Regions from separate parts of the Homo sapiens genome. Here region 1 is linked to region 2. Evidence: chromatin contacts called from ENCODE Hi-C or POLR2A ChIA-PET data. All regions are on one chromosome and are shown on one strand. The core of a region is the stretch at or near the end of the contact, and the rest is flanking DNA. Distances in the headings are between cores, read along the strand shown. Region 1 holds the start of NBDY (negative regulator of P-body association). Region 2 has its middle 58 kb from the start of UBQLN2.

Region 1 (6,185 bases), core at 1,859-4,358, 230 kb before region 2:
TATGAATATGTTTTCATATAATGTAGAATATAGTTTCAATTTTATCATTTGCTGCTATCTTTTTGAGTTTTGTTTGGCTACTTTTTAATGTGTCAAAACCAACTCTTTTTTTTCTCTTCCTCCTCTTAATAATTTTTGGTAAAGAGATTACCTTAAAAAGCACAACTTCCAGGTTCAGGACACCAGAAAAAGCAGGGTAGCATTGTAAATAATCTTCATTGTTTTCACCAGGTGAACTATTATATGAATGCACCAGGGAAATGGAGTCATACTGCAATCACTCAAAGACTGAAAAATAGTAAAAAATATTGTGGCATCATTTTTTCTGTTTTTGTCCATCTCTTTGTCCCTTGGTCTCCTCAAATCATTATCCTTCCCATACCTCTATTTCAATGATTTATTCCTATAAAACAGTTGTATACATAGTATTAGAAGGGATGTATTATATAGAAGTTTAGAGCATAAACTCTGGAATCAGGTGTTCTGGGTTCAAAGCTCAGCTCAGCTACTTCTTGCTGTGTAACTTGTGGCAAGTCATACAACTTCCCTTGGTCTATACAAACTTCTCTAGTAGAGTTGTGATTAAATAAATTATAACATGCAAAGCCCTTTAGAAAATTGGCACATAAATCTTCAGTAAATATTGGCTATTATTACAATTATCAGTGATTTGAATCACTTGGAGGGGAAATTATGTAGCTACTGCACTTATTGTTTTGTTCTTTTGTTTTCTTTTCTTTTTCCTTTTTATTTTTTAAAATTATTTATTTATTTATTTTTTACACCGAGTCCCGGTCTGTCGCCCAGGCTGGAGTGCAGTGGCATGATCTCGGCTCACTGCAATCTCTGCCTCCTGGATTCAAGCGATTCTCCTAATTCAGCGTCCCGAGTAGCTGGGATTATAGGCACACAACACCATGACCGGCTATTTTTTTTTTTTTTTTTTTTACTTTTAGTAGAGATGGGGTTTCGCCATATTGGCCAGGCTGGTCTCGAACTCCTGACCTTAGGTGATCTGCCCACCTCAGCGGCACAAAGTGCTGGGATTACAGGCGTGAGCCACTGCGCCCGGCTGCTCTTTTGTTTTCTATCTGAGCAATTTTCTCCCTACTCCCTGCAACCTTCCACTCCACTACCCCTTTGAATAGAGGTAAACATGTGAGAAGTAAAACTGTATGGAATGACAGGGAGATGCTTTCAAGTAAAATAGATTTCTATTTTTTTTTTTCTATGCATTACCACCAAACCCAATGTCTAAAACTTTTTTGGTCGCCAAAGTTGTCCCATCATTCATTGATTTATTTATTGAAATATCTGTTTCACTCCTATTATGTACTAGGCACTATGCCTTGGCCATCCATCCCCTACAGCTCTCAGAATAATTCCTACCCATTGCAAGGGCTTCATAAAGGTTTACTGCACGAATGAAGAAAAGATGCTTCTCTCCTTTGAATTAAAAGGATCTATAAAACTTGGGTCAGATTCAGTTTTATAATTTGCATTCTATAAAGTTCATCTAAATATCAGAGATTCCTTTTCTGATAGTAAGAATAGGAATCTTAAAATACAAATAGTAGCACTTGATGGATATTGGAATGAAGTATATGCTCAGCATAACATTTAAGGCCCTGAAGCACTTTATCTTCACCTCCTAGTCCTTCTTGTAGATTCAAAATTATAGCCAAGCTGTTTCCAGAAGAATTCTGCCTTTTCTCTGGAAACCCTCGGCCTGAAAAGCATTCCCTGCCCCTCCACATGGCAGATGTCACTCAACCTTTAAGGCCCACCCAAAGTTCCTCCTTCCTTTTTTTTTTTTTTTTTTTTTTTTTTTTTTTTTGAGACGTAGTTTTTTGCTATTGTCGCCCAGGCTGGAGAGCAATGGCGCGATCTCGGCTCACTGCAACCTCTGCCTTCCAGGTTCAAATGATTGTCCTGCCTTAGCCTCCCGAGTTGCTGAGATTACAGGCGTCCACCATCACGCCTGGCTAATTTTTGTAACTTTAGTAGAGACGGGGTTTCACCGTGTTGGCCACGCTGGTCTCGAACTCCTGACCTGATCTGCTCACCTCGGCATCCCAAAGTGCTAGGATAATAGGCGTGAGCCACCGCGTCCGCCCCCCTACTCCTCCTTTTTGATGGCTCATGATTACTACCAGGCAGTGACTTGGTCCATCCTCCACCCTTCCTGAATACCTTGAACAAGCAAACATTATGGCACTTGGATTTGACTATCACATTGTAGCTTTAAAAAAAAAAATTCAACTCTCCTGCCTTACACAGAGAAAGACATACACTTCTGAAGGCTGGCCTTCAACAGATGCTTTTTATTGGCCTTGAACCAGCCTTTTTTTTTTTAACAAAAAAATTTTCCAATGCACGCAAAAGTAGAGAGAATAATATAATAAATCCCTACATATACATCACCCAGCTTTAAATTATCAACTCATGAGCATTTTTATTACACTTTCCCTCCACCTTGGCACCAATGACTTACTTTCAAGCAAATCAAAAGATTCAAGTCTATTTCTTAGAAAATATAACTACAATTATTTCATCTAAAATATTACAAATAATTATTTAATGTCGTTAAATATCCATCATTTCATTCAAGCATATTTTGTGAAAGAGCTGCTTAATCCCTGCATGTTATTTTTTCTATTTTGAAATCATGGAAAGAACAGGGAAAAGGGGAAGGAAATTTGTGAGAATGCATAAATAAGTTTCAAAGAGCCTAGATGTCCTAGATGAGAAAGAATCTGACCTGGTTTAGGGTGGGAGAAATTTATTTCTCTACTTCTCCGGAGGAGGAGGGTGCGACTTCAGGCCGGCTGATGCAGGAGGAGGTGCGGAGGGTAGAGTGGTACTACCTCCGTTGGGAGTTCCTTCCGGATAATCCCAACGCGGAGCGAGGAGGCAGCGCTTTTTTGGAGGCTTGGCTTCCCGTGCGTTTCCAGGTGGGAGAGTGGATCTCCCGGAGGCACAAGGTTGGTCTCCCATAAGGATTACAGAAACGGGTCGTCAGTTTTCTCCGGTGGGCCCTGGCAAAGCCAAGAGACCTGAGATGGCGGCGAGTCCCCTCCAGGCACAGAGCTGGCTTCCTCCTGTTTCGCTCTTACCGTATTTCCTGTATCCTGAGACGTACATCCCTTCTCCGCCTCCACCCCTCCTCCCTACCCCATTCTATTTTAATGTTTCTATTAGGATGGGTGTTAAAAACCGATGTCGTTATTTAATATAGTGTTTTTCCATCGCGCCCCACCCCCACTAAATGTAAATAAATTTATTGAGAATTTAATATAATTTATGCAATTTTAAGATGAGAAGAAATTCAAGTTTACCTTTAAGTGGTAAACTCTGAATGGCTTATATGTGTGGGAGGGACGCGGGGGTGGGCGGTAACCAAATAAATTATTGAAGAGCTTTACAAGCCAGCTGCAGATGCACATCACAGAGCTGTGAAACTAGCTACAAACATTTAAAAAGCAATATGCAAACATGTAAGTTGACTAGAGTGCAGAATAGCACACTAGCACAAACCATGGAAATTGAATGTGGAAAATGAATTCACCGTATGTCATAGAATCTAAGATCATTTTTTCTTTATTTTTTAAGCAAATTTGTAATTTTTGAAGGCTTATTATGTTTTTCCCCAAATTTGAATATCTAGGAAATCTCTGCGACCTAACAATTGATGGTACACTATACTTTAGTTGGCAGCTTTTTTTTTTCTTTCTTGTAGGTATGGAAAATAATGACCCATCTTACTAGTGATGATATGTTATATTCTATGATTTATGGTAACCAGAAGAAAGTACCACGTGTCTCAGAAGAAAAGGCTTCTGGAACTTCTTAGACCTTCATTATTAAAATAGCCTACACATCCATCTCCCTTTAGCTATGGACAAACTAGATCACACTTCTTCAGCTTTGTTCTCAGTGCTTTTTGTTTGTTTTTTGTTTTTTTAAATGGAGAGAGCTTAGTCCTTAATGCCAGAGTAGAAGTGCCTGTTAAACTCTGCTGTTTACAAGCTCTGAGCTCTTTGAGTAATTATTTAAATTCTTGGAACTTTGGTTTCTAGGCCATAATTTTTTCCTTGCAAAGGTGTTTCCATAACCAGGGATAATACATGTAAAGCATTTACTACTATAACTATCTCTTATCTCCACCCTTCTACCTTCCTCCAAGTAACCAGCACAGCCCTTTACACAAATTAGGTACTCAGTAAATATTTGGGAAATAAATGACCCCGTGGTTTTGTGCCAAATGCTACTAATAAAGACAGAAAAGTCAGATGTAGCTGTAGCTTAATGAAAAGATGTGAGGGAGGCATTGAGAGAGGCAATATTTTAGAGCTAGAAGAGTAGTTGGAACTAGACATACTGATGTGGGAGACAGCAACATAGAGGTGATAGTTAAAGACAAGGGAATGGATTATATCCCCAAGAGAAAATCTAAAGGAAAAATAATTGAGCTAAAAACAGAATATTGAGTAATTAGAGACAGATAGAAGAAAAGAAGTCTGCTGCAAAGGCTGAGAAAGAGTGGTCAAAGTCAGCGAAGAAGATTCTAACCCAGAGTTTCTCAATCTTGGTGCTATTGACATTTGAGGCCAAATCAATCTTTGTAGTGGTTGCCAGAGTTTACCGTTTAGCAATGTCCTAAGCTAAGCCTCTACCAACTATATGCCAGTACTACTCCCTACTCCTCAAGTTGTGATAACCAAAAAGATTTCCAAACATTGCCAGATGTCCCCTCGGGTACACAATTGTCCCCAGTTGAGAACCATTGGTCTATCCTTAATCCACCAAATTTGCTCCTTTCCTAGTTTTTTTTTTCTTTCATCTCAGTGAAATGTTATGCCTTCCACTCAGATATACAAGTCAAACTTTGGAGTCTTTATTTTTAGAAACTGAAGAATATTTTATTATTTATTCAAGTAAATGAAGTAACAATTTCACAGTCTTTTTACATAGGTCTCTAAATCTTCACGACTAAAGACATTAAGAGTTGCAGTTAAGTCGTTCTATAGCTATAGTTTTAGCAAATTAAGAGAAATATGTGCCTCGTTAGTAAAGTAACAGGAATTAAAAATTTTATCAACTCCAGCTAGGTTTAATTTACGGTAAACATTTGACTTGAGGTGAAAACAGTCCCAACTTAGAGTTGCTTCTATCAACATTGACTATTTATACCACAATTAGATTTATTTATTTATTTGTTTATATGCTTTGTGGTAAAGCATACATAACATAAACTTTACCATCTTAACATTTTTTAAGTGTACAGTTCAATAAGGTAAAGTATATTCTCATTGTTGTACAACCAATCTCGAGAACTTTTCCATACCTATCAAACAACTCTCCATTTTACCCTCCTTCCAGCTGCTGGAAACCACCATTATACTTGCAACTGGAATTTTGTTTGTTTTCATTATATTAAAACGGAGATCTAAAGCCTTTATTATTCCAGGTTTCAAAACAGGTTTTTTTTCCATCATCTTTTTTTTTTCAACATCAGTGAACCAGCTGAATGTGAATCATGAAGCCAGAAGAGGGCACTGTTAGGTTGGAGGAACATAGAGGCCAATTTGAGAAGTGCTACAGATCCAACTCTCATAATTTACAATGATCAAAAGATGACAATAGAAAATAAAACTAAACCCACCTCTGAGTGATAGTAAATGGTTTTCATTTAGTTTTTTAAATTGAGAAGTTGGGTGATTAATTTGATTTCTTTTGAAAATTAGCTTTTCTTTTTAAAATTTTCTTAATTTTTAAATTTTTTTATTTCTATAGGTTTTTTGGGGAACAGGTGGTATTTAGCTACATGAGTAAGTGCTTTAGTGGTGATTCGTGAGATTTTGGTGCACCCATCACTCGAGCAGTATACACTGAACCCAGTTTGTAGTCTTTTATCCCTCATGCCCCTCCCACCCGTTCCCTGAGTCCTCAAAGTCTATTTTATCATTCTGATGCCTTTGCGTCCTCATATCTTAGATCCCACTTATGAGTGAAAACATACGATGCTTTGTTTTCCATTCCTGAGTTATTTCACTTAGAATAATACTGTCCAGTTCCGTCCAGGTTGCTGCAAATGCCATTAATTCGTTTGTTTTTAAGGCTGAGTAGTATTCAATCATATATATATATATACACACACACACACACACACACATACATATATA
Region 2 (5,989 bases), core at 3,376-5,875:
GCCCCTACTGGGAGGTGTCTCACAGTCAGGATACATGGGGGTCAGGGACCCACTTGAGGAGGCAGTCTGACCCTTAGCAGAGCTCCATCGCTGTGCTGGGAGGTCCGCTGCTCCCTTCAGAGCCATCAGGCAGGGACTTTTAAGTCTGCTGAAGCTGTGCCCACAGCCGCCCCTTCCCCCAAGTGCTCTCTCCCAGGGAGATAGCGGTTTTATCTATAAATCCTTGACTGGGGCTGCTGCCTTTTTTTCAGAGATGCCCTGCCCAGAGAGGAGAAATCTGGCAGTCTGACCACAGCAGCCTTGCTGAGCTGCAGTGAGCTCTGCCCAGTTCGAACTTCCAGGAGGCTTTGTTTACATCATAAGGGTAAAAGTGCCTACTCAAGCCGCAGCAATGGCGGATGCTCCTCCCCCAGCCGAGCTTGAGCATCCCAGGTCCATTTCAGGCTGCTGCTGTGTTGGCAGCGATAATTTCATGCCAGTGGATCTTAGTTTGCTGGGCTCCGTGGGGGTGGGACCCGCCGAGCCAGACCACTTCAACTTTTCCTCATTCAGTATTTTGTTGGCTGTGGGCTTGTCATAGATGGCTTTTATTACATTGAGGTACATCTCTTGTATGTCAATATTGCTGAGAGTTTTAATCATAGACAGATGCTGGGTTTTGTCAAATGCTTTTTCTGCATCTATTGAGATAATTATGTGATTTTTGCTTTTAATTCTGTTTATGTGGTGTATCACATTTATTGACTCGCATATCTTAAAACATCCCTGCGTCCCTGGTATGAAAACCACTTCATCATGGTGGATTATTTTTTGATACGTTGTTGGATTCGGTTAGCTAGTATTTTGCTAAAGATTTTAGCATGTATGTTCGTCAGGGATATTGGTCTGTAGTTTCTTCTTTTGGTTATGTCCTTTCCTGGTTTTGGGATTAGGGTGATGCTGACTTCATGTAATGAATTAGAGTGGGTTCCTTTTTGTCTCTACCTTGTGGAATAGTGTGAAAAGTATTTGTACCAACTTTTCTTTGAATGAACTGGTAAAATTCTTCTGTAAATTTGTCTGGTCTTGGACATTTTTTGTTGGTAATTTTTAAATTATCATTTCAATCTCTCTGCCTTTTTTTGATCTGTCCAGGGTATCTAATTCTTTCTGATTTAATCTAGGAGGGCTGTATTTTTCTAGGAATTTATTCATCTCTTCTAGGTTTTCTAGTTTATGTGCCTAAAGATGTTCACAGTAGCCTTGAATGATCTTTTGTATTTCAGTTATATCAGTTGTAACGTCTCCTGTTTCATTTCTTATTGAAGTTATTTGTGTTTACTTTCTTCTTTTTTGGTTAATATCAATAATGGTGTATCAACTTATTTATCTTTTCAAATAACCATTTTTTGTTTTATTTATTTTTTGTATTTTGTGTGTGTGTGTGTGTGTGATTCTTTTATTTGGTTGTCTTGGTCTCTAGCAAGGCCTGGGAAGTTTTCCTCAATTATTCCCCCATATATGTTTTCCAAACGTTTAGATTTCTTTTCTTCCTCAGGAACACCAATTATTCTTAGATTTGATCATTCAACATAATGCCAGACTCCGCGGAGGCTTTGTTCATATTTCCTTATTCTTTTTTTCTTTGTCTTTGCTGGATTGGGTTAATTTGAAGACCTCGTCTTCATGCTCTGAATTTCTTTCTTCTACTTGTTCAATTCTATTGCTGAGACTTTCCAGAGCATTTCACATTTCTGTAAGTGTGTCCATTGTTTCCTGAATTTTAAATTGCTTTTTTGAACTTTTTTTTTTTTAAATATTTCTCCCTTTACTTCTTGTATCGTTTTTTGGATTTCCTTGCATTGGGCTTCCCCTTTCTCTGGTGCCTCCCTGATTAGCTTAATAACTAACTTCCTGAATTCTTTTTCAGGTAAATCAGGGATTTTTCATCTTGTTTTGGATTAATTGCTGGTGAACTTGTGTGATTTTGGGGTTTTGTTTTTTCATATTACCAGAGTTGGTTTTCTGGTTTCTTCTCATTTGGGTAGGCTCTGTCAGATGGAAAGTCTAGGGCTGATGGCTGTTGTTCAGAATCTTTTGTCCCGTGGGGTATTCCCTTGTTGTAGTACTCTTTCTCTTTTCCTATGGATGTTGTTTCTTGTGAGCCAAACTGCAGTGATTGTTGTCTCTCTTCTGGGTCTAGCCACCCAGTACGTCTAAACAGCTCCTGGCTGGTACTGAGAATTGTCTGCCCAGAGTCCTGTGATGTGAATCGTCTATGGGTCTTTCAGCCAAGAATACCAGCACCTGTTCTGGTGGAGGTGGCAGGGGGGTGAAATGGACTCCAAAGGTTTCTTAGCTTTAGTGGTTTAATGCTTTATTTTTGTGCTGGTTGGCATCCTGCTGGGAGGTGGTGCTTTCCAGACAGCATCAGCTGTGGTAGTATGGAGAGGAATTGGTGGTGGGTGGGGCCCTAGAACTCCCAAAATTATATGCCTGTTGTATTCAGCTACCAGGGTGGGTAAAGAAGGACCATCAGGTGGGGACATGGCTAGGTGTGTCTGAACTCAGACTCTTCTTGGGCGAGTCTTGCTGTGGCTGCTGTGGGGGATGGGTGTGAGGTTTCCAGGTCAATGGAGTTGTGTACCTAGGAGGATTATGGCTTTCTCTGCTGAGTCATGCAGGTTGTCAGGAAAGTGGGGGAAAGCTGGCAGTCACAGGCCTCACCCAGCTCCCATGCAAACCGAAGGGTCTGTCTCACTCCCACCGTGCTCCCCCAACAGCCCCAAGTCTGTTTCCAGGCAGTGGGAGAGCCGGGCTTGAGAACCTGCCCCAGGCTACCCACCACCCAGCTGTGAAATTAAAGGGCTTGGTTCTTCCCCTGCCTGTGGAGTCTGTGCACCGGATTCATGCCCTTCCCTAAGTTCTGGCCAGGAGGCTTCTTGTCTTGCTCAAATTGTTACAAAGTTCAGCTGGAGATTTTCTTCTTTCTGTGCTGTTTTCCCCCCACTCCTCTGGCCGCCCTCCCAATGGATCCCTGTAATGCCAGGCAGGTATGACCTGCTTGGGGACCCAGCAAGCTCCCAGGGCCTTTCTGCTGCTTCCTCTACCCCTGTATTTCACTTGGCTCTCTAAATTGACTCAGCTCCAGGTAAGTTGGAAACTTCTCCCACAAACAGACCTTCAGTTCCTCCAGTGGGGGTGTGTGTTCGGGAGAGAAGGATCACCCTTTCCCACTTCTGCCACTTCTGCTGTTGGGGCACTCCCAGTATTTGAGGTGTCTCCTGGGTCCTGCAAGAGCATTCTGCTTTCCTCAGAGGGTCTTTGGGTTCTCTTGGGATTGCTTATTTGTTTTTGCAGTCAATCTGGAGCTAAAATTCACAATGTGAGGCTCTGCACGCTGCTCTGTCTGTCCAAGTCAGAGCTGCAATCCTGCCTCCTGTCCACCATGATGATCAGGTTTTCCTTTATAGGTTACCTGGTGCTTTTGTCTCACAGATCTTAAGATTCTTTCATTCATCTTAACTTTAGATAACCTGATAGCAGTTTTGATTGTTTTTTATTTATGCTATTTCCTTGAATATTTCTCCCTTCACTTCTTGTGACTTTTTTTTTTTTTTTTTTGGATTTTCTTACACTGGGCTTCCTCCTTCTCTGATGTCTCCCTGATTAGCTTAATAACTAACCTACTGAATTATTTTTCAAGTAAATCAGAGATCTCTTCTTGGTTCGGGTCCCTTGCTGGTGAGCTAGTGTGATTTTTTGGGGGGTGTTAAAGAACCTTATTTGGTCATATTACCAGAGTTGGTTTTCTGGTTCCTTCTCATTTGGGTAGCCACTGTCAGAGGGAAGGTCTAGGGCAAAGGCTGTTGTTCAGAATCTTTTGTCCCACAGGGTGTTCCCTTGTTGTTGTACTCTACCCCTTTTTGCATGGATGTGGCTTCCTGAGAGCTGAGCTGCAGTGATTGTTGCCTCACATCTGGATCTAGCAACCCAGCAAGTCTACCAGGCTGGGGGCTGGTGCTGGGGGTTGTCTGCACAGAGTCCTGTGATGTTAACCACCTGTGGGTCTCAGCCATGGATACCAGGACCTGTTCTGGTGGAGGTGGCAGGGGGGTGAAATAAACTCTGTGAGGGTTCTTAGCTTAGGTGGTTTAATGCACTATTTTTATGCTGGTTGTCCTCCTGCCAGGAGGTGTCGCTTTCCAGAGAGCATCAGCTATGCTAGTATGTTGTGGAATAGGCAGTAGGCAGGGCCCTAGAACTCCCAAGAGTATATGCTTTTTGTCTTCAGTTACCAGGGTGGGTAGGGAAGAACCATTAGGTGGGGGCTGGGCTAGGTGTGTCTGAGCTCATACTCTCCTTTGGTGGGTCTTGCTACAGCTGCTGTGGGAGATGGGGGTGAGGTTCCCAGGTAAATGGAGTTATGTTCCTAGGAGGATTATGATTGTCTCTACCGTGTCATGCAGGTTTTCAGGGAAGTGGGGGAAAGCCAGCAGTCACAGGACTTACCCAGCTCCCATGCATTCCAAAGGGCTGCTCTCACTCCCTTCATGCCCCACACAACAGCACTGAGTCTATTTCCAGGCAGTGGGTGAGCAGGGCTGAGAACTCACCCCAGGCTATCTGCCTCCCAGATGTAAAAGCAAATATGGCTTTCCTTCTTCCCCTGCCTGTGGAGTCTGCACACCAGATTCACACCCTTCCTTGAGTTCTGGCCAGGAGGATTCTTAATCAGTTCAAATTGTTACAAAGTTCAGCTGAAGATTTCTTTCTCCCTGTGGCCTTTTACCAGTGCTTCTGGCCACCCTCCTGAAGGACCCATGTGAGGCCAGGCAAAAACGGCTTGCTAGGGGACCCAGCAAGGTCCTAGAACTTTTCCCACTGTTTCCTCTACCCTTGTTTTTTGCTCGGCTCTCTAAATTAACTCAGCTCTAAGTAAAGTCAAAATCTTCTCTGATAATCTAGGCCTTCAGTTTCTCCAGTAAAGGTGTGTGTTCAAGGGTGGACAATCTCCCTTTTCTGCTTCCACAGTTTGGGCACTCACAGTATTTGGGTGTCTCCCAGGTCCTGCAGGAGCAATATGCTTCCTTCAGGGTGTTTATGGGTCTTCTCAGATGTCCTGATTTATTCCTGCAGTCATTCTGCAGCAAAAATTTCTAATGCGAGCTTCCACATACTGCTCTGTCCGTTGAAGTCAGAGCTGCAATCTAGTCTTGCCTCCCATCCTCCGTGATCCCCCCAGACTCCAGGCAGCTGTATTTTTACTTTTTGCGGAGCCTCTAAACTGTTCTCCATAGTAGTTGTACTAATTAACATTTCCACCAAGGCTGTACAAGAGTGAAAAGGGTTCCCTTTTCTCCATCTCCTAGCCAGCATTTGGTATTGCCTGACTTTTGCATAAAAGCCATTTGAAATGGGCTGAGCTGATATCTCATTGTAGATTTGATTTGCATTTCTCTGATAATCAGTGATGTGGAGCACTTTTCATAGGCTTGTTTGCCATTTGTATGTCTTTTGATATATGTCTATTCAGATATTTTGCCCATTTTTAAATTGGAGTGTTAGATTTTTTTCTATAAAGTTGTTTGAGTTCCTTATATATTCTGGTTATTAATGTCTTCTAATATGAGTAGTTTGAATATATTTTCTCCCATTCTGAGTTGTCTCTTCACTTTGTCAATTGTTTCTTGTGTCAATTGCTGTGAAGAGGCTTTTTGACTTGATATGATTCCATTTCTTTTATTTTTGCTTTGGTTTCCTGTGCTTGTGGGGTATTACTTAAGAAATCTTTGCCCACTTCAATGTTATGGAGAGTTTCCTCAATGTTTTCTGTTAGTAAGTTTGTAGTTTGTGGTGTTAGATTTAAGTCTTCAATCCATTTTGGTTTGATTTTTGTATATGGTGAAAGATAGAGGTCTTGTTTTATTCTTCTCCATGTGGACATTTCGTTTTCCCACCACTATTTAGTGAAGAAATTGTCCTTCCCTCAATATATGTTCTTGACACC

What was found. Hi-C counts contacts between places; a loop is a spot of excess contacts on that map. ChIA-PET counts read pairs that join two places held with the same protein, here RNA polymerase II (POLR2A). Pooled maps may share reads with other maps.
Region 1: a loop to region 2 is called in a map of PC-9, with 12 times the contacts of the local background. The contact joins the promoter of NBDY here to the enhancer-like site in region 2. A Hi-C loop is called at or near these places in 2 of 168 maps with a recorded cell type or tissue (PC-3 and PC-9) and 2 of 50 pooled maps. POLR2A ChIA-PET finds 5 or more read pairs at or near these places in 3 of 52 experiments (MCF 10A, WTC11 and activated T-cell).

The regions. Positions count from the first base shown.
Region 1 is chrX:56,726,166-56,732,350 of GRCh38, reverse strand. It overlaps NBDY (negative regulator of P-body association), which reads right to left and starts at 3,108. Exons shown (of 3, transcript NM_001348129.2): 1 at 2,762-3,108; 2 at 152-288. The coding sequence starts at 2,997. The coding sequence ends at 2,791. RefSeq lists an enhancer at 2,988-3,067.
Region 2 is chrX:56,502,692-56,508,680 of GRCh38, reverse strand. No RefSeq gene overlaps it. Among named protein-coding and RNA genes, the nearest start is that of UBQLN2, 58 kb to the left of the region's middle. Within about 2 kb of position 4,625, at least 2 of the 41 ENCODE cell types and tissues checked have a DNase peak (open chromatin) inside an H3K27ac peak, as active enhancers do; they include PC-3 and PC-9, where a contact is called at or near this core.